Regions from separate parts of the Homo sapiens genome. Here all the other regions are linked to region 3. A link is a contact called in ENCODE Hi-C data. All regions are on one chromosome and are shown on one strand. Each heading gives the region's core, a stretch centred on a gene start or an enhancer-like site at or near the end of the contact. The rest is flanking DNA. Distances are from core to core; before and after follow the strand shown. Region 1 has its middle 16 kb from the start of GPR68. Region 2 holds the start of RPS6KA5 (ribosomal protein S6 kinase A5). Region 3 overlaps ASB2 (ankyrin repeat and SOCS box containing 2). Region 4 holds the start of PAPOLA (poly(A) polymerase alpha). Region 5 overlaps FBLN5 (fibulin 5).

Evidence for each region. Hi-C counts contacts between places; a loop is a spot of excess contacts on that map. Pooled maps may share reads with other maps.
Region 1: a loop to region 3 is called in a map with no recorded cell type, with 11 times the contacts of the local background. The contact joins two enhancer-like sites. A Hi-C loop is called at or near these places in 2 of 37 single-sample maps with no recorded cell type and 5 of 50 pooled maps.
Region 2: a loop to region 3 is called in a map with no recorded cell type, with 8 times the contacts of the local background. The contact joins the promoter of RPS6KA5 here to the enhancer-like site in region 3. A Hi-C loop is called at or near these places in 2 of 37 single-sample maps with no recorded cell type and 2 of 50 pooled maps.
Region 4: a map with no recorded cell type shows a loop between it and region 3 (18-fold over the local background). The contact joins the promoter of PAPOLA here to the enhancer-like site in region 3. A Hi-C loop is called at or near these places in 6 of 37 single-sample maps with no recorded cell type and 9 of 50 pooled maps.
Region 5: a loop to region 3 is called in a pooled map, with 15 times the contacts of the local background. The contact joins two enhancer-like sites. A Hi-C loop is called at or near these places in 1 of 37 single-sample maps with no recorded cell type and 4 of 50 pooled maps.

The regions. Positions count from the first base shown.
Region 1 is chr14:91,225,808-91,230,688 of GRCh38, reverse strand. No RefSeq gene overlaps it. Among named protein-coding and RNA genes, the nearest start is that of GPR68, 16 kb to the left of the region's middle. RefSeq lists enhancers at 856-905, 1,453-1,542, 1,603-1,922, 1,953-2,232, 2,243-2,302. Within about 2 kb of position 1,793, at least 11 of the 41 ENCODE cell types and tissues checked have a DNase peak (open chromatin) inside an H3K27ac peak, as active enhancers do.
Region 2 is chr14:91,057,082-91,061,911 of GRCh38, reverse strand. RPS6KA5 (ribosomal protein S6 kinase A5) reads left to right here and starts at 1,271. Exons shown (of 17, transcript NM_004755.4): 1 at 1,271-1,580. The coding sequence starts at 1,478. It also overlaps a transcript of DGLUCY not described here. RefSeq lists silencers at 769-898, 1,119-1,178, 1,549-1,678, 1,749-1,818 and an enhancer at 961-1,541.
Region 3 is chr14:93,958,656-93,963,673 of GRCh38, reverse strand. All of the region lies in intron 2 of ASB2 (ankyrin repeat and SOCS box containing 2), which reads left to right. Among named protein-coding and RNA genes, the nearest start is that of MIR4506, 13 kb to the right of the region's middle. RefSeq lists enhancers at 191-691, 692-1,192, 3,410-4,609. Within about 2 kb of position 3,658, at least 8 of the 41 ENCODE cell types and tissues checked have a DNase peak (open chromatin) inside an H3K27ac peak, as active enhancers do.
Region 4 is chr14:96,500,595-96,505,712 of GRCh38, reverse strand. It overlaps PAPOLA (poly(A) polymerase alpha), which reads right to left and starts at 3,331. Exons shown (of 22, transcript NM_032632.5): 1 at 3,113-3,331. The coding sequence starts at 3,120. It overlaps PAPOLA-DT (PAPOLA divergent transcript), which reads left to right and starts at 3,387. Exons shown (of 1, transcript NR_122121.1): 1 at 3,387-4,065. RefSeq lists enhancers at 682-1,181, 2,839-3,434, 3,258-3,517, 3,435-4,029, 4,030-4,626 and 1 more and silencers at 3,018-3,137, 3,576-3,919.
Region 5 is chr14:91,868,807-91,873,345 of GRCh38, reverse strand. FBLN5 (fibulin 5) reads left to right here. Exons shown (of 11, transcript NM_006329.4): 11 at 2,961-3,935. The coding sequence ends at 3,122. Among named protein-coding and RNA genes, the nearest start is that of TC2N, 3.5 kb to the right of the region's middle. Within about 2 kb of position 1,250, at least 27 of the 41 ENCODE cell types and tissues checked have a DNase peak (open chromatin) inside an H3K27ac peak, as active enhancers do.

The DNA of each region.
Region 1 (4,881 bases), core at 544-3,043, 2.7 Mb after region 3:
TGCAGCAAAAAGAGAATCTCACAGGGGTTTTTGGCCAAGTGTGGAAATGGCGGATATCCCTGCTACTTACATTCCATTGGTCAGATCCCAGGCATGTGGCCTCAACCTAACTGCAAGGGAGGCTGGGAAAGGTAGTTTTCCTATGGATGCAGGAAAGAGAGGCAGAATTGGTGAGTATCTGGCCAGTCTCTGACAGGCAGCTCTTCAAGCCACCTCAACTTAACAGGTTTTTTGTTTTGTTTTGAAACAGAGCCTTGCTCTGTCACCCAGGCTGGAGTGCAGTGGCACAGTCTTGGCTCATTGCAACCTCTGCTTCTCAAGTTCAACCAATTCTCCTGCCTCAGCCTCCCAAGTAGCTGGGATTACAGGCGTGTGCCACCACAGCCAGCTAATTTTCGTATTTTTAGTAGAGAAGAGGGTTTCACCATGTTGGCCAGGCTGGTCTCAAACTCCTGGCCTCAAGTGATCCACCTGCCTTGGCCTCCCCAGGATTACAGGCATAAGCCACCACATCCAGCCCTAAACTTAAGAGGTTTTAAGCACCCACCCCTCTGTACCTTCCTCTAAACAAAATCCACTTCTTCAAATGCGATGCCTGGAATGTGAAGTGAGAGCAAGTCTGTCTGACCTGCCCCATGGAGAACAGGCCCATTTTCCTCTCTGCTTCTTTACTTCTGGTGAGAAATCTTATTGCTGACACACATTGAGTTTATGTGAATTGCTGGTAAGCCACATCCTCCTCTCCACCTTGCCTAGAGGAAGTGGTTTTTCGAATCTGAGTTAGACCTCATCGTGCAGCCAGTGGAAGCCACAGGGAGTGGGCAGGATGTAGCAGAATGCAGTGGGCTGGACCAAGTCGGGGCTGGTGGTCAGCAAAGCCCGTGCAATGAGGGGCAAGGAACAACCTCAGAGGAATGCCTTTCCCTGCTGAGTGACGGAGGGGCCAGAGGACCTCCAGGGGACTAAGGAGCCCTGACCTGCTTAGCTGGCTCACTTGTCTTTGATCCATCTCCTGCAGGGTCTGTGTGGCTCATTCTCCCCTCAAGGTGCCAAGGTCTCCAGCCTGCCCTTGTTATCCATGGAGCATCCTATGCACTGTTCACCAGGATTACCTCCCCTCAATGTTCTTGGAAATGCCCAGTGATGCTCCTATGTCCCACAAATCCATTCTGGTTGGCACCAGGCCCATATCTCGCCTTAAATCACCCCATCATTCCCTGCATGTCATCTCCTATCTCCCTGTAACTAGCTTCTGCAGGCTGCAGCCACACTCACCATGGCCACCCCATGGATACAGGTGCTTCCTCAAAGCACAGTCAAGGCTAGGATAAAAGAGGAAAGCTGAGCAAAACTACTAAAGGTCTGAGCAGGAATCCTACAGTGGAATGGACAAGCATCAAAACTGGATCCTGGAATGCAGAGCTCCTGTGGTCCTTGGGCTGGGCCCTGCTAAGGGGTCTTCTCCCTTGCATCAGAGCCCCTGATGTTGGACCACAGGCCTGCCTCTCCCTGTAGCGGGGTCAGGGGTTTGGATGTGTCACTGAGTCTAGGACCCTTATTCTCAGCTTTCTCTGGGCTCAACCTGGTGTCAGCCTCTTTACCAAACAACTGAAATCCTCTCCCCATGAATTTCTGCCCACAGTGAAGACAACCCATTACATGGTTATGCCTCAGACTCCTCCATGCCAGAAGAGAACCCTGCTGTTACTACTGCAAAACCAAAGACCCATTTGTGTCTTCCCCCAAAACATGAGTCAGAAGCGTGCTGGCAGCTTTACCATGGTGAGGGCTTCTCTCTTCTAGCCATCAAGATTGCAGAAACGTCGGGGTACAATCTCAATCAGAGGCCCTCGCTACATGGAACTCTGCAGTCCCAAATCAGGGACAAAAATCCTAATTGGAGGACATGTGGTCAGGGAGGCTGCAGAGCTGAGGTGGCTTCACTGAGCCGTGAGATGCCGCAGATCCCCATGTGGCTGAGTTCTCAGGATGCTGGAGGTGTCAGCCCTGCTGCCGCACCAGCACTGAGCACAGCCCCTGCCTGTGGGAACTCCCCTAGAATGACAAAGGGAGACCTGGAGAGCCCCAGCCCCAGCAACTTCCGCCCAGGGCTGCATCATGCCCCTGCATAGGGAGAACTGAAGTCAGTCCCAGAACCACTGTGCTACATCCTCACGCTTAACTGCTGTGTGTACAATGCGGGGTTCATTTCTACCCTCTGTGTTCTATTCTCACAACTGTTGCTCCTTAAAGAATGAAACTAGACCTGTTTAAGGAAATGAATGAAAATTAAGCAGGTTCAACAAACATTTGGGGCCATGGCTGCGAAGCTGGACTCCCCTGATCTGGGTGAGTCAGCCGTCACTCAGCAGTGCAACCAGCACAGGATATTGTAAGAGTGTAATGGGACACGGTCAGTGACTCAGTTTCTAATGTTGTTGGGCACTGTGCAGTGGGAGCTTGTGAAAGAGATAAGGGCAAGTGACTGGAGTTGTTCAGGAGGACTCTGAGCCGCCTGAGCACTGGAGAGGCCTGACCCACCCACAGGGTGAGGCTGCCCTCCTATGCAAGAGGTTAAAGGGTCTGGGCTCAGGGGGTGCAGGGGAGCAGACAGAGAGGAGGTGGAATAGTGTTAGGGGTGAGGTGAGGGGCAGCAATGGTGATAAATGTTAGGCTCTTCAAAGGACCTTTTGCCTTAGTAAACAAAATGCTGTTCTTTTGCCTTAGTAAACAAAATGCTGTTTGGAAAAAAAAGCATTTCAAAGGTATAAATATTTTGGTGGTGGTAGGAGTAAATCTTCTGTAAAACCCAAGAACTTTGTAAATATATATTCCACATTTGCACATTTTACCATTTTCTTTTTTTCCTTTTTTGAGACTAGCTCTTGCTCTGTCACCCATGCTGGAGTGCAGTGGTGTGATCACAGCTCACTGCAGCCTCGAACTCCCAGGCTCCAGTGATCCTCCCACCTTAGCCCCATGAGTAGCTGGGACTACCGGAGCATACCACCATGCCTGGCAAATTTTAAAAACTTTTTTTGTAGAGATGGGATTTCACTATGTTGTCCAAGCTGGTCTCAAACTTCTGGGCTCAAGGGATCCTCCTGCCTTGGCCTCCCAAAGTGTTGAGATCACAGGTGTGAGCCACCATGCACGGCTGCCTGACTATGCCCTAATGATAACAGTACCCCCTCATCCACGTGGAGTATGTTCCAAGATCCCCAGTGGATAGTACTGAACTCGACTGCTGTCAGTTGGAACACGTTTCTGTTCACGTCTTCCACCCACACATGTAATGCCTTTTCCATCTTAACTGATCACTTACCACACATTGTGGCCAGAACTTTTGCAGCTTGAGGTTTGACAACAAAACTAGCACATATCTCTTTTTCCTTCTCAATTCTTTTTTTTTTCTTTTTTGTTTTGAGACAGAGACTCGCTCTGTCACCCAGGCTGGAGTGCAGTGGCGCAATCTGGGCTTACTGCAACCTCCATCTCCCAGTTTCAAGCGATTCTCCCACCTCAGTCTCCCGAGTAGCTGGATTATAGACGCCCACTACCACGCCCGGCTAATTTTTTCTATTTTTGGTAGAGACGGGGTTTTGCCATGTTGCCCAGGCCAGTCTTAAACTCCTGAGCTCAAGTGATCTGCCCTCCTCGGCCTCCCAAAGTGCTGGGAATACTTATAGGCATGAGCCACCATGCCCAGCCTCCTTCTCAATTTCATGGATAGAAAATTCATTCTTACCATAGAGCTTAGTAGCCTCAATATATGAACTTGTTCTTTATTAAGTCAAGAACTTTCACCTTTTCGGGTAAATATATATACAGTATGCTTACCTAGTCCTCCATGCCCGTGCAGCAATATGGAGAGGAAGGGAATTCCTAACTTCCGAGGGAACACCTATCAAACATCAGGAAGCCATTAGGAGATTATTATTGGCTGTACAGAAACCTAAAGAGGTGGCAGTCTTACACTGCCGGGGTCACCAGAAAGGAAAGGAAAGGGAAATAGAAAGGAACCACCAAGCGGATATTGAAGCCAAAAGAGCCACAAGGCAGGACCCTCCATTAGAAATGCTTATAGAAGGAGCCCTAGTATAGGGTAATCCCCTCCAGGAAACCAAGCCCCAGTACTCAGAAGAAATAGAATGGGGAACCTCACGAGGACATAGTTTCCTCCCCTCAGAATGGCCAGCCACCGAAGAAGGAAAAATACTTATGCCTGCAGCTAACCAATGGAAATTACTTAAAACCCTTCACCATATCTTTCTCTTAGGCATTAATAGCACCCATCAGATGGTCAAATTATTATTTACTAGACCAGGCCTTTTCAAAACTATCAAGCAGATAGTCAAGGCCTGTGAAGTGTGCCAAAGAAATAATCCCCTGCACTGCAGCCCATACATTTCAATCCCTTTATCTTTAACCTCCTTGTTAAGTTTGTCTCTTCCAGAATCAAAGCTGTAAAACTACAAATAGTTCTTCAAATGGAGCCCCAGATGCAGTCCATGACTAAGATCTACCATGGACCCCTGGACCGGCCTGCTAGCCCATGCTCCGATGTTGATGACATCGAAGGCACCCCTCCCGAGGAAATCTCAACTGCACAACCCCTACTACGCCCCAATTCAGCAGGAAGCAGTTAGAGCAGTTGTCAGCCAACCTCCCCAACAGCACTTGGGTTTTCCTGTTGAGAGGGGGTACTGAGAGACAGGACTAGCTGGATTTCCTAGGCCAACTAAGAATCCCTAAGCCTAGCTGGGAAGGTGACCACATCCACCTTTAAACACAGGGCTTGCAACTTAGCTCACACCCGACCAATCAGAGAGCTCACTAAAATGCTAATTAGGCAAAAACAGGAGGTAAAGAAATAGCCAA
Region 2 (4,830 bases), core at 22-2,521, 2.9 Mb after region 3:
ACTAGAAATCAGGTTCCCTTTAGTTCTATCCTTGCAGCAGGATTCCTGCCCTGCTATCTCTCTCCTCTTTTCAGTTCATCACTGTGTACTAAAAAAAATCTGCACTCTTCAGCACAGCATCCCTAGTTCCCCATTATCTTACCACACCTCACCTTGTCAGCTGTATCTCTTACATCATACTTTCATCTAACCTTATCAATCACTTAACCCACCCTTGCCTTCTCTGCTGTAGGCCAATGCTCACAGTTACTCTCTCTGTGTGGAATGTCTATTGCTGGTATTTCTCTCTTATCCATCCTTTACGTTGGTTATCTCAAATGCCTCCTTGCCCTAAAAGCTTTCCCCAGTTCCTCGTCTGGGAATAATTATTGCCATCCGTGCGAGATTCTCTAACGCTTTGTACGACTGCTTTATTTCAAATTCTGCTTTATAGTTCTTTTGTGTACACACACAGATTGTTTCTCACGTTCTATTGAAAGCTGCTTAGGGGAGGAATTGTATTCTATTTTGTTAATCTCTGCATCCTTTCGGCGCCTAGTAAGAGTCTTGTACGAAACAGAAATGTCTCTCCTTCGTAAAATTCCTCATCGGGAGCTGGGACTGTGAATTTTTGTAACGTTTAAGAACTATCTGTTATTTAAGAACAAACACTCTGCTTAACTTGTTTAGGGTTCACTAGAGCGAGTAAGACCTTTTTAGGGCACGCCGTCTCGCTGGTTGTCACACACGCATGGATCGCTGCCGGGACCCTTAGGTTTGTCTGCAAACACGTGGGTGATAAGCGCTACCCTCCAGGCCCCTCCTCTGTCCACGGTGATTGGCGGACCAAACGTTCCAATCATCCCTCCCCGCCTCTTTCGGCAGTAGCCAATCAGAGACCCCGAGCGCCTCCTGACTACTAGACACTGTTTACTAACAGATCGAAGCTGGGGAATAAGGGGTGTGACCGTTCTGGGGAGGTCAGGGAAGGGAAGGTCTTGACTGCGAGTGCGCACCAGAGGAAATGGGCGGGGCAGAGCTTTGGGTCTCACCAATCGGAGTGGCGGCGCTCCTCCCTCTCCTGCCTCCCCGCCAAGCAACAACAATTCGAGGAGCGAGGCGGGGAGGCTCGTGAAACGTCACAGCGTACTGCCCAATGGGAACCGGCGTTGGCAGACGCGCGCGCCCTGTGTCCAATCAGCGAAGGCGGCTCGAATGGCTCCCTTACCTTGCTGGCTGTGGGCGGAGCGGCCTGAGGAGGCGGCGGTGGAGCAGGGGGCGGTTTGGTTGCGCGGTACTAGCGGTGCCCGCCGAAGGGGGAGGAGGCGAGGAGCGAGCCGTGCGGCCAGAGCGGGAAAGAGACTCGTCTTTGCGTCCGAGTTCTGGAGCCGCCGCACCCCGACTCCTGGGGCCGCGGCAGCGGCTGCGAGGGGACGGGCGTCCGCTGTCTCCTGGGTTCCCCTCGTAGCGACCCGCGGGATCGGAAAAAAAGGAGAAGATGGAGGAGGAGGGTGGCAGCAGCGGCGGCGCCGCGGGGACCAGCGCGGACGGCGGCGACGGAGGAGAGCAGCTCCTCACTGTCAAGCACGAGCTGCGGACTGGTGAGCGACCCCGCCCTCTGCCGGCCGGGCCCGGCGCGGGGGCGCGCCTGAGGGCACGCGGGTGCCCGCGCGGGGCTGGGGGCGCGGGGCCGCAGCCGTGGGCGCGGAGGGGCGGGCCTGGGGCGGGGCGTCGCGGTCGGGGCGCGTGCCCCGGGGGTCCCGGGAGGTGGGGGCGCGCCTTGGGGGAGGCGGCCGAAAGTTTTCCCCAGCCCGGGAATGAGCGGCGGGCACCAGGCATCGGGGCCAGCGCAGCCGCCGACCGCTGCCCGTGGCACGCACCTCCGAGGATGTCGCTGCTCCCCCTTCCCGCACAGGTGACACACGTGTGTCTGCGTCCTGTCAGGGCGAAAGGTGCGCCTGCCTCCGCGTGGGGCGAGCGGCGCTTTGTTTTGGAGAGTGTCTCCCTCCTCCGCCCCTCTGGTCCCCGCGATGGGGGGTCCCGGTGGGGCTCTGTGGAGCCATCCCCTAAGGTGCTGGGGTCCTGTAGGAGATAAACGGGAGGTTTCGCCTCGGGCTTTTACCGAGTCCAGTCTAGAGACAGGAACAGGAATCGCCGGCTCCAGGGATTGAGTGCCTTTATTCTCACTTATCATGAAATACTATACTTGGCCTTGAATTTCCTTCAGAGGTCCCTGGAGATGATGGCTTTAGAAATTTAAAGCTCCAGGTAAAAGGAACTAACGAGCAGGCTTCAGCGCTTACGTTCTAATGTTTGAGATCACTAGCGTTGTCCTAAGCTTTATAACTAATTAAATGTATTCGTGGTGTAGGTTCAGGTTGTTCATTTTGGAAAATGCTTATTCAGACCAATCAGTACAATTTGGATTTATATTCTTGGAGCCCAGTCTCGTATTGTAGATATATTAATACTTTTTTCTCTGAACAGATAGTACATTTTAATGAGTCGTTCGTTATTACTAGATATGTTTGTGAGCGTTGAAGGTTTTTGACAGAGCTGCTTTGGCATATTGGGATTTTTTTTTTTTTTTTTCAGACAGAGTTTCGCTCTTGTTGCTCAGGCTGGAGTGCAGTGGCATGATCTCGGCTCACCGCAGCCTCCGCCTCCCGGGTTCAAGCGATTCTCCTGCCTCAGCCTCCGGAGTAGCTAGGATTACAGGCATGCGCCACCATGCCCGGCTAATTTTGTATTTTTTGTGGGGGCGGGGTGGGGGGGGCGGTCCTCTCCACGTTGGTCAGGCTGGTCGCGAACTCCCGACCTCAAGTGATCCGCCCGCCTCGGCCTCCCAAAGTGCTGGGATTACAGGCGTGAGCCACCGTGCCCGGCCGGGTTATTATTTAATTGTGAAGGCACAAAAGCTTAAACGGCAGGATTCAGGTGTCCACTAGTACATCTTGTTTCTGTTTTGAACAGATTGGAAAGTTAGCTCTGTCCGTCAGTTCTTTCAGTTTTTGTTATTTCTACTGAGATTGCCTATAAGCATTCCATTGGGTGCCAGTGTGGTGACTTAATTCAAGAGAGATGTCAAATTCATGCTTCTTAATTCAACATTTGTAAACATTGTTTTTTTGGTCATTGTGAATCTGTTATACATCTTGAGCCAGCTGTTCCATATTTTTGAGTTCCTAACATAACCTGTATGAATTCAGGTGATTTGGTTTTTCTTCTCTCAATTTCATAGACAACTGATATTTTCAAAAGACCCTGACATGGTTTACTCAGTATACATTTATTCGGATTTGTGCCACACTCAGTGTCAGGTGCTTTCTGGTGTGAAGATTTTGAATTTTTTTCTTGTCTTACATAACGATCCACTGATTTATATGTATGGAATCCTACTGTACAGCAAAAGCTACTTGAAGTCATATGCTTCTCAGCCATCGACTGTGGTGCAACAAGCAGCTTTTTGCTAAATGACCAAGGAGCAACCTGCTTGTTATTAGTAGTTAACCAACTGCTTGGTTTCTGGATTTTGCAAACAATGCTAGTTTTGTAGAAAACAATGAGTACTGCTTTATTTCCCCCTCTCTTCTAACTGTGTGAATCATCAGCTTCAAGTTCGCATTTTAGAAATTTTTCTGATGGATGGTGAGATTATACTGAATTCATTAGTACTGTTAACTGTCAAAGGAAACGAACAATCATTTTGATTTATTACTGAACACTGGAACAACTGACCGGATATAGTGGTCAAAAACACTGTTAAAATATAACTTGAAAGAGTTGCTCATCTTCAGCCAACTGCACTTCTTTCAGCACATGATCTATAATAGGCACCAGAGTAATTTGATCTGATATGGTCCCGTCTCAGAATGTAGATAAGCATCTAGTTATATCAGGCTGGCAGTTGGTGGTGGCTCATTTGTGCAGAACACTTTATTGTATTCCATAGGATGAATGAAAAAGCAAAAAACGTCCCATGAAAGGACATGGAGTTGGAAGACATGATTCTAAATCCCGTCTCTGCAGCTTAATATGTAGACATCGGCAAGTCACTTCACCCTTTCAGATTCACATCTTTAATCTATAAAATGTGAGAATTGAATGAGACACTGTTGGAAAAGTGCTAAGCGGGTTGCTTGGCATATAGTGGGCCCTTAGGAAATGTTGGTTGAATGTATATATAAAAATCATTCCATAATAGTATCTTATCTTGAAGTGTGTGAATTAATCCAGTGTAATTTGGGAAACAAATCACTCATTTAGTGTTTAGCCTATGTCACATTGCCTGGCTGTTATCTTTTTCTGTATATGTCCAGTCTTCTCATGTAGAGTGTAAATTCGCCATAATCTTTGCGGCTGCTCAGCAGCCTGTGTGGATCTCTTCAGTAACAGTTAACACACGGTACTATAATAGTCCATTTACTTGTATTACAGTCTAATACAGATTAGACTGTAAGGTCCTTGAGGGCAGGCAGGCAGGCAGACACCATGTCCTTTGTTTATTTGCAGCCCCTGGCATATAGTAGGTACTTAATATTTGTTGAATGGATTCACTGAATGCATGAGAATCCAGGAGCAAGTCTAGTAAGTTTATTGTATTACCAGTGCCTTGCAGATGTTAGGTGGTTGATAAGTGGATGACAGTGACTGTAAAAGCTGAAGAATGCAGAGTATAGGATTGAACAGATCACTTAAACATACATTTCTTGAATGTATGTCTAAGAAAATGTCCCGCCCTCTAGTAGTAGGGGAGGAGGCCATATAAACCAGTAATTAAGATAATACTGCCTTGGGAGGCTGAGGCGGGTGGATCACGAGGTCAAGAGATGGAGACCATCCTGGACAACC
Region 3 (5,018 bases), core at 2,409-4,908:
AATCAGATTGTTACCATTTCTTTTTGCCCATCAAGTCTTTGAAATCCAGTGTGTATTTTACACTCACAGCCCATCTTGATTCAGACTGGCCACGTTTCAAGCGCTCCCTAGCACATGTGGCCAATGACTACCTTATCAGACGGTGCAGATCTAGACGACACCTCCTTTGTAGGAGGTGGGAGCTAGAGAGGTGATTAAGCAGAGCGGTGATTGATCTCAAAATGCATTTGGAAAAGACCTCTATAAGCCATAAAATTGCTTTTGCTCCTCACCCCCGTCCCCAGCCAAGGTCAAGTGTGTTTGGGCATGAATGGCAGGGCATGGGAATTGCTGTGACAATTGTGTTGGTGTTACTTTGAGGCATAGGCCACAAATCTCATTGTGTACAGCAGCCAGCTGGCTCCCTGCGTGACCTCAGGCAAGTCACTTAACCTCTGAAAACCTCAGCTTCCTTCTCAAATAACAACAACAACAAACAGACTTTTTCCGATGTGCAGTCACAGTTGACAGGGGATGAAGGTGGGTGATGGTGCATCTCAGCCCTGTCCCCTAAGTGACTTTGCCCTTGCCGAGGCTGGACCATCTCTGTCAGGCTGGCTGGGCAGAGGCCCAGAGCTGAGGAGCCCCTTTTAAAGGGGAAGGCAGGCAGCTACTTTGGGCAGCCGGAAAGAGTACGAAGACTCCAGGTTACTAAGCTGCCCCCGAGGACGTTCCATTCTGAAACCCAATCTGAGAAACAGAAACCTGAAGCCAAGGACTGGGTTCATCTTGGCTCATGCTCAAGGTGGCCCTGGTTCCTGTTCTGGCCGGTTCAGCGGAAGACAGGCCACAAGTTCCTCTTCCTCAGGAGGGGGTCAGATAGAGATAGGGCATCCTTCCTCTGAAGACAGGGCCTGCTGCATGAAGCCAGCACGTCCCCTCAGGTGTCTGCAGCCTTCTCCCCAGCATAGGAGCCCCCTCAGGAGTCCCAGGGATGCTTGGACACATTAGAAAGAAGTGGGCCCTCGGCATCCAGACCCTGACTCTGCCTTCATCTGGAGGGTAAGGAAATGGAGGCCCACAGTGGGCCATGAACATTTATTCAGCTTCCTGCGGAAAAAGCTCTCCTAGAGAATTGAGACCATTTCTCCCAGGTCGAGCAGCCCTCATCTGAGGTCCAGCCCCACAAGCAATATAGCAGAGGAGGGTCAACCTGCATCTTGTTACTCTAGGAGTGACCTGAAACCTCCTAGGTTCGGTTCTGCGCCTTCGCCTCTGGAAGGAGGCTGGGCTTGGGCCCTGCTGGGAAGAAAAACCCCTTAGATAGAATGTTTAGGCGGATCACGAGGTCGGGAGATCGAGACCATCCCGGCTAAAACGGTGAAACCCCGTCTCTACTAAAAATACAAAAAATTAGCCGGGCGTAGTGGCGGGCGCCTGTAGTCCCAGCTACTTGGGAAGCTGAGGCAGGAGAATGGTGTGAACCCGGGAGGCGGAGCTTGCAGTGAGCCGAGATCCCGCCACTGCACTCCAGCCTGGGCGACAGAGCGAGACTCCATCTCAAAAAAAAAAAAAAAAAAAAAAAAAGAATGTTTAATGAAATTCTTCTCCCCCCAAATGCACATTGAGCACCTCCCATGTGCCTGCCACACATTAATTCACTTAATGTTTACAAAAGCCACCCAAAGTGGATTGCTTCTGTGCCCATTTTACAGACGACAAAACATGCCCACAGCAGGGCCAGGCATGGAACCAAAGTCTGTCCCGCTCTGAAGTTCAGACACTTCACCAGGCTCTGCTGATGCTGTGAAGGCCTCTGTTTCCTTCCCCTACCCCACCTTGAGGTGAAGTTTTGACCTCATTACGTCCGTCTCCCACTCACAGAGGCCCAGGGTCCCCAAATTCACACGGCACACACGCACTTGTGCCCTCACACCCAGACACGCATTACAGTGGATGCAGGACCCGAGACAGTCCTTGTTCACTTTTATCTGTCCAAATAAATTCACAGCAAGTTTAGCAATAGGATGTCACCCTTGTCCCCAGGCAATCCACATAGCAGCTCCTTCTCATCTTCAGGTCTGAGATTAAGCATCACCTCCTCAGCCAGTCCTGCCCTGACCACTCTCCCGGGCCAGCTGGTTTTTCACCTCTTACTTGCTCTCATGGCTGTTTCCTCTGTGGCCTTCACCTTGACTTACAATTCTTATTTATTTCTCTGCTTCTGCCATTAACCTACGCCTCCAGTGAAGCGCTGTGTCTGACCTGTGGCAGGCACCACATGGCTATCTGTGAATGAGTGAATGGGTGAATAAAGGAATAGATGGAAAGGCAGCAGAGTGGAAAGAGAAGTAGGTCTAGAGATTCAAATTCTTCCTCTACACTTACTGGCTGTGCAACCTTAGGTGGGTGGCTAACCCTATCTGAGCCCCAGTGGCCTCATCTTTATAACAGCAACAACAAAAACATGCTGTGCTCCCCTTGCAGTATTCCTGTGAAAAGCAAATAAGATGAGGTGGGCGTTGGAGCCTTCCCACATCTTGCAGCTCGTATTGACCTCCCCGGCCCTGTCTGAGTGCTCCAGCACCAATCTCATGATGGCCTCTGCTTCACAGACAAGCTTCTTGGGTCTTCCTGGGACACCCTCCTGAGAGTGTTCCCAACTAGACTGTGACCTCCTAGGGGACAGAGAGCTGAGCTGATACTGTTTATTTATTTATTTATTTATTTATTTATTTATTTATCTCCAGTGCCCAGCTTAGAGCCTGGATCATTGTAGCTACCTAATAAATGTTTTTAAACAAATAAATACCTTTGAAACCAATAAAAAGCTCTAGCAATGCAATTGATCATTATTATATTGTGACCAAAATGGAGTCCACTGAGTCTTCTGGATCTTAGAAATGAAAGATCAGTATCCCAAAGAAAACAGAATTCTGTTAAAAACCATTTCCCAATTTGCTTCTGTCTCACCTCAACGTAAGGCACAGAATTTGATGAGGATCAAATGAGGATCATTTGCCAAGCTTTGGTCCCCTAAGGGACCCCAAAGGGACAGACCTAGCTTCCTGTTCCATGGAGAAGTGGGGTCCATGAACCCATGAAGTGCAGAGCCCAAGGTTTCCATGAATGGACCAGCCAGAGTGAGTCCAGGAGGCTGGGTCTTCCTAATCTTTAAACCTCTGCATTTCATTTAAGATACATTTCTGAGAAGACAAAGGAGGAAAACATGAAGCAGGAACTGGCTGAGGCTGTTGTGTGCACAGCTTCAAACAATTCAAATCAAGCCACCCACACTTACTCTGCACTTATGATATGCCAGGTTGTGAATCAGGGCTGGGTCCTGCTCTCCCTAAGATCACAGTCTAATGAGGGTGAAGGCCCAGAACTACCTGATGACACAGCAGGGAGAGCACAGCTTCCTCAGTTACAGAGGGACCCTGGAAAAGGTCAATTCACTTAGTCAAGGAAGTAGGCTTTGCAGGATGAATAGGAGTTCATCAAGCAGACTAGAGGAAGCAAGCCTCTTTGAGCCTCAGTTCTCTCATTTGCAAAGGAAGCCAATTACATCTCCTTCACCAAGTGGACTGGGGAATTAAATGAGATGCTTGGTGCAATGTGCCTGTTATAACAAGTGCTCAATGAGTCACATGTGTCTCACGGCACAGTGGTGGGCGTGGGGTGGACTCGTGGCATGGGGTGGGCGTGGGGTAGACTCATGGCACAGTGGCGGGTGTGGGGTGGACTGGTGACATGTTGGCGGGCGTGGGGCGGAATCGATTTTGTTAGCTCCCTCCTCTATTAAGGTGCCTACCTGCCCCCTGCATTCAGCCAGGCCCAGCCCAATCACTGCCTCCCTGGGGCTGACCTGGGCTTCTTACTAACTCAGACAGAGCAGCCATCCATTGACTCACCGAGAGGCTAGGAGCACTGTCCTGCCAGCCCATTCTCTGCTCTCACTGAGGCTGACCGTGCCTGAATTCATGACAAGCTGGACTCCAGGGTCAGGTGACGGTGACACATTCTCCACCCCAGAACCTGCCCAGTGACACACAAAGGACAGAGGCCCTACCTGGGGCTCTTCCAGGGCATGACCTACACCCACATCCTGCCGAGGCCAGGCTCCTCTCGCCTGTGATGACTCAGCCCAGGAGGTTTGCTCTGTTGGGAATTCCCCTGCTTGGGGCCCGAGGGGAAATGGGGCCTCCAGCCTTGATTGGCGAGAGCACGAAACCCAGCCAGGGGCCCTGGCTCCCCAGCCAGCCCTGAGACTCACGACTCAGTAACTCTGAGCGGTCGCCTTGCCCAGTTGCCAGCCCCAAAGCCAGTGGATGCACTCGGATCTCAGTGCTCCCAGAATGAGCCCTTCTGCCCCGATCTCAGCCCGTCCTCTGTGACTCTGTGGCTGTGTGTGGCCTTGTCTCCCTCTCTGCTGACTTCCAAATATCCTCAGGATCCACAAAAAGATAAATTTTAATGAGCTGCATCACCACCCAGAGTGGGCCTGGGACTGAGCCAGAGCTGGGAACTCTTTGTTGAATGGAACTCAGTCTGTCTGTTTCCTCATCTGCAAAATGGGAACAGCACACCCGCTGCTTCCATCAATGGTGGCAGGAGAATGGAAATGAGGAGAGGCTCGGCATGACTTTGTGAACATTTGCCCTGCACAGTTGTTAGAAACTGTCATCATCACCAGCTCCCTCCACCTCCATCAACCTCAACATCCCGGCCACCATTGCTGCTGCCATTACTATGCAGAGACAGGTCCTCGTTTAGATGGTGCAGTGGGCTTTTTCCCAGTGCTTTATTATCCTGCTAAAAACATTCTAACAATGGCAGGTAACTGGAGGCCACACATGCACTAAGTATGAGGGTGGCCGTGACCCAAGGATCCTGGGAGGTGGAAGCCCAGGGCCTCATCAAGACGACAGGGCTGGAGACAGCTGAGGTGAGCCTGGCCCCAGGCTGCCTCCACCTGCCGGCTGTCTCTCCTTCTCAGGACCAGGCACTAATGCAAAGGACACTGAACCCAGCAGCTG
Region 4 (5,118 bases), core at 2,082-4,581, 2.5 Mb before region 3:
CAGTGGTCCCCCTCCCCAAGCATCCACAGATCCCGCTCTGGGAAGCACAGACCATCCACCAGCAGGTACCAGTTCTGCTTGTTATGGCGATGTAAAACTACTACAATTCCCTCTTTTTTGTGCAGCCCCCGAAAACATTTTTGCTATTGTCTCGCCTAAACCTTGCAGTAACTCTTTTTGGTAACTTTGACAACATTCTATGCATGTGGCATAAATGCTACTGATACTGGTTACTCTCCTTCACACCTTTTTATCATATGTGTGATACTCAGAACTGAGCTGATGCCAAAAATATCTGACCAACACAGAGTAGGGCAGAAATACATCTAGTTTCCATAAGGGCATCACACTTTTCGTTAATGCCGTGGTTCTCAACCAGATTTTGCACCCCAGGGCACATCTGGTAATATCTGGAGACATTTTTGATTGTCATTACTGGGGAAATGGAGGGGTGGAGCTCCCGGAATCCAGTAGGTGGAAGCTAAGGCTGCTGTTAAACTACAATACACAGGACAGGCACCTGCAAGGAATGAATCTGGCATAAATGTCAATAATGACTAGGTGAGAAACTGTTTAATGGATCCAAAGACTATCAAAACTTTCAGAAGCTTCACCACCATGACTCTTAAATCAGACTATAATCTTTCCAAAAGTATGTTTGTAGCTACATATGAAATTTAGACAAAATATGGACACTTGATCAAAATGTTCTGTAATATCCTAAATTTCGATAATTTTGATTTAAATTCATTCCGACAACTCACCTAGGGTCCATGCCCCAATGCCACTCACCCATCCAAATTTAACATTAGGACAGGTATACCAAAAATGAAAGCCAAACACAATATAGCCGGGAAATCACAATCCAACACATCAAAAAAACAACATTTATGACAGTGTGACAGCAGTACATGAAAAACAAAGCAACTTAATGAGGAAGAAGCCCTATTTTTCTTTAACTAGGCATTCTTTGGTCTCTCTATTGTTTACTACAGTAATTATCGTATACTTACTTTTTGAGTCTCGCTCTGTCACCCAGGCTGGAACGCAGTGGCATGATCAAGGCTCACTGCAGCCTCAGCCTCCTGGGCTCAAGCAGTCCTCCCACCTCAACCTCCCAAGTAGCTGGGATTACAGGCATGAGCCACCACGCCCAGCTAACTTGTGTTTTTTGTTGAGATGAAGTTTCGCCATGTTGCCCAGGCTGATCTCAAACTCCTGGCCTCAAGCGATTTACCTGCCTGGGCCTCCCAAAGTGCTGGGATTACAGGCGTGAACCACCGCGCCTGGCCCCGTCTTCCATTTTACACACTTGAACTAACTCGCGAAGAATTTGAAATACCTAAGGTCTTTCACAGAAATGTATACCTTCCCTCTTCAAAGAATGTTGGGGGAAAGTAGGTATAAAAGTACTTTTAATTCCTAGAAATAAGACACAAATTACTTAATGTTATTTCTTCATTGAAGCCTTTTAAGGTTTACATCTATCATTTTTAATGCTGGTATGATTATCAGAAAAAGAAGTCCCTTTTCAAAGACAGCAAAATGTTAACTTAATAACGCAGTCATCACGACATCACTGCAAACATTTATCTCCTATTGAACTGAGAAACACCACAACAATCTTGCTTAGACTCAGTTCTCCTAGGGTCTCTTATTCTATGAAAGGGAAAAATCAATAAACAGAAACCATGCAGATTCCAAGATTTTAGACCTGTATAGTTAGTTAAGTCTAACAAACGTTTTCATCACAGAAGTAATGTGATAGACTTCTTAATAACCTAAGGGGGTGGGTGGGAGCCATGGAAAATCCTTTTAAAATACATAAATTGCGATAGAAGTCATTAAGGTCTGTGCCAAAGTTAGAGTCTCACCTGTAAAGAAACACATTCACACACATATATAATTGTAAAACTACAATCGGTGATTATGTGCTAAAGAAATTATCCTTACTTACAAAAAAAAAATAGACCTGAGTTACTACATTCGATGTCTAGAAACCACAAAAATCTTTATCCTGAATTTAACCAAAACTTTGAGTGTCAATTACATGTTGCGTTTTGAGGCTACTAAGATGAAGAAAACTCGGTCCCTGGTCTCAAAGAGGCACTCTTACGCTTCAATATTCAAAAATGGAAGAAATGCAGTCTCACTATTTAGGCCTCTACAATGCTGTATATTTGCAGGAAAAAAAAAATCCGTAATCTACTGGCAATGAGCTGCCAAATTATATCTCATTATCAGAAAGGGGGAGGGGAGAAAAAAACTTTTTAAAAACCCACCAAGAAAAGAAAAAGGCGCAGTGGCATTAGAAAGCATAAAGAGACTAGCTTCAAGCCTTACAACCAGGAAAAAAAAAGTATCACCAGAGATAGAGAAAGAAGGAAACAGAATGAAACCTGGTTACCCCATCAAAACAAAACAGGGAAAGCAATACATAAGTCGTTTTGGAGGAGGGCACCCTGTGAAGTGCCCCCTTCTCCGACCGCCTGTGAATGCTAGGGAGGCGGAGGTGGAGGCAGGCGGACTCAACGCTCAAAGCTGGGCTTTTAACTCGTGCTCCTACATTCAGACAAGGTCAGTGGAAAGGGGCTAACTCCGGCGCACAAGACAGGCATCTGGAAATGGGAGGAAGAGAGTGAGCAAACTGAGACAGACCAGGAACAGAAAAGCAACATCGAATGGGCCCGAGGGGCGCCGAGAGCGAGCCCGAACCCCAAGTGCTGATCCCGCGTGCAGCAGGGTCGTGGTTCCCCACCACCAGGCAATGTTTTGTTTTCGGGTTGTTTTGATTTTCTTTGTGGACGGGGCGGAGAAGCTGGAGTGGCCGGGCGAGTTAGAGGTTCCGCCAGCAATTCCGGAAGGGGAAGGCCCCCGGCCCGACGGCAGCTGACCCAGCCAGGAAGGGTCGGGGGACGCGGGAACCCAGCACACGGGGGGAAGTGCGGCGGCGAGCGAGCGAGGAAACAGGAAGGTCCCCAGTCCTGCCTGCCTCCTACCAGCGGGGAGGGTCGGGCTCGCGTGCCACCCTCTCCGCCTACCTCTTCCCCTTCCCGGACGCCCCCCAAGGCCCAGCCGGCGAGCGAAAGAAAACAGAATACAAATTACTTACAACGGCATCGTCTCCGGCGCCGGCACCGCCCAGTCACTTCCCCCCCGCAACCGCCGCCGCTGCCGCCCTGGGCATGATCCACTGAGGCGGGAGGGAGGGGGGGGCCTGCCTCAGCCCTGGGTCCAACCCCTCTCCCGCACCGCTCCCGCCGCTTTAAGCGCTTCTCCTCCTTCCCCTTCGTCCTAACATGGCGCCCGAGCGCTACCACAGCAACGTTCTAGAACTGCTGACGCCACCACGCACGCCGTGCGTGCGCCTGCGCACCAGCGCCGTCCGCCGCGAAGCCTCACGGGAAGCGGAGTTCCTAAGGCCGCCTGCGGCCCGGCAATTACCCCCTGGGTCCTCTCACACTTAGCAGTGGGTGTCAGATGGTGGAAGGGAACGCTCAGGGAGGCCCCGGGCGGTGAGTTGTCCCTCGGGCGGGGACGCCCTCGTGGGCAGTGCGGCGTGGACGGCGCAAGGAAGAACCCGGAGAGATCCCAAGCCACGAGGCACCGCTTCCGGCGCATTGTGAGGTCCCACCTTTCCCGCCGCCTGAGGTCGCGGCGGCTGCTCTTTCCCGGAGCAGCGTCCCTGGAGGCGCTGCCAGGGGGTGAGGCACCCACGCGTGCACCGTATGTACCCCCCAGCGCGGCGCTTAGAACGACTCGCATGAGTCGCTGCCTTGGGTTGGAACCGGTTACTCCGCCGCTTCGTACTGGACTGCAAAGTAACAAGTACTTCGCCGGGCAGCGGTGCCGACCCCGTGTGCTACGGCGAGAGGTGCTTAGCCTAGAGCCGACGAAAACATGTCCCCAGGACTCCCTTTCCCTCCCAGACTGCGTCCCACCAGATGGAGCTTTCCGTCTGTTTTAACCACCAGTGTATTCCTGATGCCTGACCCAGGCGCTGAAATATTTGTTGAACGAATAAATGTGTAGGTTAGGACTGACGACAGTCCGCGAATTCTGGAACACGGGCTGATTTTACTTTTGAACAAATGATGCACTGGAACTTCCTGACAGAGCTGACCTTTTATAGGAACATCAATGGCAGTCACCGCTGGCATTTTAGCAAAGGTTGTCTTGGTCATAATTTCCCCTTGACTGTGTTTCCAGCCCTTAATCTATATCGGGTGGGACCTGGAAGTCTACCTTCTCGCCACCCCTCGGCAAAAGTTTGAGAAAGTGTTTGAGGCAGAGCCTCCTCTCTCATATGCCCTCCATCTGCGAATTAGAACGAATTATAAGTTCTACGGTGTCACATAGGGGGTTAGCGGAGAGGAAGAGGGAAAGAATCAAATACAGGACGCTGCCTTAACCAAAGTTCTAAACTCTAAATGTAATAATGTGCATTTGTGAGTCCTCAGGAAGTTTCACAAAGGCTTTCCCTTTTTTCACAGAATGTCTAGTAGGACTGGTGACTCCGAATGGGAAAAACACAGGACCTAGACCTGCCCTGTCCATTAGTGTAGCCCCTTGGCCACTTAGGGCCACTGAGCACTTGAAATGAGGCTAGTTCGTTTAGGAGGCACTGGAAGTGCAAAATACGCACGGGTGTCAGTTCGACGAATGTGAAATACCTCACTGATCACTTTTTATATTGATTGCACGTTGAAATATTTTGGATATATTGCAGTAAAGAAAATGTAAGCCGGGCACGGTGTCTCACACCTGTGATCCAGCACTTTAGGAGGCTGAGGTGGGAGGATCGCTTGGGCAGGAGTTAGAGACCAGCCTGGGCAATATAGGGAAACCCCCGTCTATACAAAAAGTTAAAAAAAAAAAAAAAAAAAGAAAAAAGAAAAAAAAATTAGCTGGGCATGGTAGTTCCTGCCTGTGGTCCCAGTTACTCCGGAGACTGAGGTAGGAGGATCCCTGGAGTGGGAGGTGGAGGCTGCCGTGAGTCGTCATCTCACTACTGCACTCCAGCCTGCGTTGACAGAACGAGATCCTGTCTCAAAAAAAAAAAAAAGAAAATATACTATTAAAATTAATTTTACCTGTTTTTTTAAATGTGACCACTAG
Region 5 (4,539 bases), core at 1-2,500, 2.1 Mb after region 3:
TTAAGAGGTGTAGGAAAGGTTGTAGCCAGATGCCTGGCATCATAACCACCACCGTCATCACTGTCGCCACCATCCTCCTCCTCCTCATCTTTTCGCACCACCAAGCCTACTAATGCCCACGGGCTCTCAGGGGTTTATTTCATTAATGCCCTGGCTCTGCCCTAAAAGCCGAATGTGGAGGTGGCTGTCCTCAGCTCTTGTGGCAGGTACTTGAGCTCTTCCAGGTGCTTGTGGGTAGGGTGGACCCAGGTGGAGGCCGGACTCACCAGCTTCTGCAGTTACTTCCAAATGGGAGAGTCTAGGATTTCAAATGGGATAGTTGAGGATTCTTTCGTACTCAGGAGACATTTACCAGGAGAGCCCAAAGGAACAACTTGGAAGTTTGCACTTGCCCCCTTCTCCCTTCCAGACCTTGGGCTCTGCAGATCTCCCTCTGGAGGGCTGTCCCTAGCTCAGGGTTCTCAACTCTTGGTCTTTGTTCACGCAGTGAAAGCTGGTGAGATATTTGTATATGTAAAGGCTGCAGGCATTTCCTTGTGTGGCTTTACCCTCTGAAGCCCTGGCCCAGGGCTCAGGTTTCGTAAGGGCTGACAAGGAAGTCCAAGAAATCTGCGTGAGGAGGTGCCAATAACGTGGATGCTGACGGGAACAGGAGGAACCAGTGCCAAGAGGAAATTGTGTGGCTGTCAGGCTGCCGATAGCCTCATGGATAGGGGAGGTCCCAGCGCCTGGCCTGCACCTGTCTGCCAGCCCCACCCTTGTCTTACTTGTGGTGGCTCTTGGGGATGTTCAGAACTTTATGGGGCGCCCTCCTTTTATGGAGACAGATAAAACATCTAGTGTAGCTTTAAACCAGCTAGGTTCCTTTATTTTGCAGAGACTGTTGCTTGCAGCTTCTGGGCACAGGGCTGGGCTCTGCAGTGTATGGGAAGTGATTGTCCAGCCCATCCCTTTTCTTCTTCACACTGTTTCCTCTAACAGTGCCAATATCTGTCCCTTGCACTGACCGCGAGCATCTCTCATTAGGTGGGTGCTAGGAAGAAGTGAAACACACATCAGCCTCTTCTGATACCTGCTGTGCAGTGAAAAAAGCCTGGGGCTTGGGGTCAGAAATACCTGAATGGAAGCCCTTGGTTCTGCCCAAGACTAGCTGGGTAACCCTAAGCAATTATTTAACCTCATGGGACCTCAGTTTGCTTACTTATAAAACGGGGAAGTAATGAGTCATACCTTTCATACAGCACTTAGACAAGGACAGCCAGGGCCCCCCCACCTGGGTCCTGTGCTTTTAGATCAATATTTCTCAATACTTAATGTGCACACAAAGCCCTGGGGATTGTGTTAAGCCACAGATTCTGGCTCAGTAGATCCTAGCCCTGAGATTCTGCATTTATAAGAAGCTCCCTGGTGATGCCCATGCTGCTGGTCCAGGGACCACACTTTGAGTGGCAAGGCCTTTCAGGGTTTTATGAGAATTTTTTTTTTTTTTTTTAGCTGGAGTCTCGCCGTTGTCCAGGGTGGAGTATAGTGGTGCGATCTCTATTCACTGCAACCTCTGCCCCCCAGGTTCAAGCAATTCTTGTGCCTCAGCCTCCCAAGTAGCTGGGATTACAGGCACCTGCCAACATGCCCTGCTAATTTTTCTAGTTTTAGTAGAGATGGGGTTTCACCATATCAGCCAGGCTGGTCTCCAACTCCTGGCCTCAAGTGATCCGCCCACCTCGGCCTCCCAAATGCTGGGATTACAGTTGTGAGCCATGGTGCCTGGCCATTTTATGAGGATTAAATAAGCAGATGTACATAAACATGGTTAGAAGAGTGCCTCACACATGATGGGTGCTCAGTTGATGTCATTCCTCTCTGCCTTCCTCCTTGAAAGTTTTAGAAAAAGACTCAGTGGAGGAGAGAGTTCACGCGAAATTATTAGGACCACAGTGATCAGGTTACAGAATGGTGAAGCTGGAGATGACTCTAGGGTGCCTAGAGGGGGGTTCTTAAATTCCACCTTTCCCAGGCATCACCTAAAAATATACTGACATAGAAAATCTTGGAATGGGCCCCTGGAATTGTTAGTTTAACAAAAAAAGTTCCAGTAGCCTTTGATGCCTTTTTTTTTTTTTTTTTAAATTACTGATCTGGTCCAAACCCTCATTTTATTTTTCCTCAAAAACGTTTTTTAAAACTTTTATTCCACTTTCAAGAGTACATGTGCATGTTGGTTGTATAGATAAATTACTGTGTCGTAGGAGTTTGGTGTATATATGATGTCATCACCCAGGTAATAAGCATAGTACCCAGTAGGTAGTTTTTCAATCCCCTCCCTCCTCCTGCCTCCCACCCTGAAGCAGGCCCTGGTGCCTGTTTTTCCCTTCTTTGTGTCCATGTGTATGTACTCAATGCCAAACCCTCATTTGAGAGATGAGCCCCAGAGGGGTGAAGTGACAGCCCTAAGCCATGCAGAAGTTTCAATCAATGATTCGTTCATCATTCAATATATGTTTTCTGAACACCTTCTGTGTTCAAGGCACCATGCTGGCTTCTAGGGGGACTCAGTGGTGAAAAGCCTGACCCCAGTACCTGTTCTTACAGAACTCATAGCCTAGTGGGAGCCTAGATATCAGACACGGATCAGGTAGACAGTATGGACAATCATACATGGTCATAAATGCTTTCCATCCTGTACAAAGTAAAGGCTGCAGCGTCAGAGGTCGCAGGGGGACCTGACTTAGATTGGGGAACCAGAGAAGGCTCCTCTTAGGAAGTGACCTTTCAGATGAGACCTGAAGGGTTTGCAGAAAAGAACCAGGTGGAGAGTGGGCAAAGCCAGGGAAAGAGCATGGCACAGTTGAGGCACCGAGGGGGTGCCAGTTTGACTGACGGAGGCAAGGGAGCGCCCAGGTGGGGCTGCAGGGCCACCATGCAGGCCTTTTCTCACTGGTGTTCCCCGGTTCTGTCCATAGCAAACGGGCCCCATCAGTGCCACCCTGGTGATGACACGCCCCATCAAAGGGCCCCGGGAAATCCAGCTGGACTTGGAAATGATCACTGTCAACACTGTCATCAACTTCAGAGGCAGCTCCGTGATCCGACTGCGGATATATGTGTCGCAGTACCCATTCTGAGCCTCGGGCTGGAGCCTCCGACGCTGCCTCTCATTGGCACCAAGGGACAGGAGAAGAGAGGAAATAACAGAGAGAATGAGAGCGACACAGACGTTAGGCATTTCCTGCTGAACGTTTCCCCGAAGAGTCAGCCCCGACTTCCTGACTCTCACCTGTACTATTGCAGACCTGTCACCCTGCAGGACTTGCCACCCCCAGTTCCTATGACACAGTTATCAAAAAGTATTATCATTGCTCCCCTGATAGAAGATTGTTGGTGAATTTTCAAGGCCTTCAGTTTATTTCCACTATTTTCAAAGAAAATAGATTAGGTTTGCGGGGGTCTGAGTCTATGTTCAAAGACTGTGAACAGCTTGCTGTCACTTCTTCACCTCTTCCACTCCTTCTCTCACTGTGTTACTGCTTTGCAAAGACCCGGGAGCTGGCGGGGAACCCTGGGAGTAGCTAGTTTGCTTTTTGCGTACACAGAGAAGGCTATGTAAACAAACCACAGCAGGATCGAAGGGTTTTTAGAGAATGTGTTTCAAAACCATGCCTGGTATTTTCAACCATAAAAGAAGTTTCAGTTGTCCTTAAATTTGTATAACGGTTTAATTCTGTCTTGTTCATTTTGAGTATTTTTAAAAAATATGTCGTAGAATTCCTTCGAAAGGCCTTCAGACACATGCTATGTTCTGTCTTCCCAAACCCAGTCTCCTCTCCATTTTAGCCCAGTGTTTTCTTTGAGGACCCCTTAATCTTGCTTTCTTTAGAATTTTTACCCAATTGGATTGGAATGCAGAGGTCTCCAAACTGATTAAATATTTGAAGAGAGCTTGTGTTTGGTTCATTTTGACATCATAGACGAGTCAGCCTTTGGGGTTCTAGTTCTGTTTAAACCTGTTTATTGTGCGCTGGCTTAGAAAGCTCTCCAGAGAGCTAGGGCATTATCTGTGACTCTGGCAAATTGATGGGAGGGGGGCGGTGGGGCAGAGAAATAGGGGTCGTGGGGAAGTTAGGGGGAGGCATCATCCCTGAGTCCTGTTTCATCTGATTAGAAAACAACCAACAATCCTTCTCTTACGTAGATTATTTCCGGTGCTCCTGCAGAACAGGAATGTATTCAAGTTACTTTAAACCAGTGGCCTTCAACCCTGGCTGCATAGACGGATAACCAGTAGAACTTTGGAGGAAAGATTGATTCCCCGGGACATGCCCCCAGACACTCTGATGTCATTGGGCTTAGGTAGGGCCCGGCCATCAGGATTTTTGAAAACTTGACTATGTAGCCAGAGTTGAGAATGTATTGTTATAAACCCTAGAAAGAGAGGTGGACAGATGGGGCTGGAGCCCTAGCTGCCTTGCCCTCAATGTCTTTTCTGCTCATTGTAGGATACATTATTCTTTTCCTGGTCAGGGCCTCTGGACATCCTTCAAG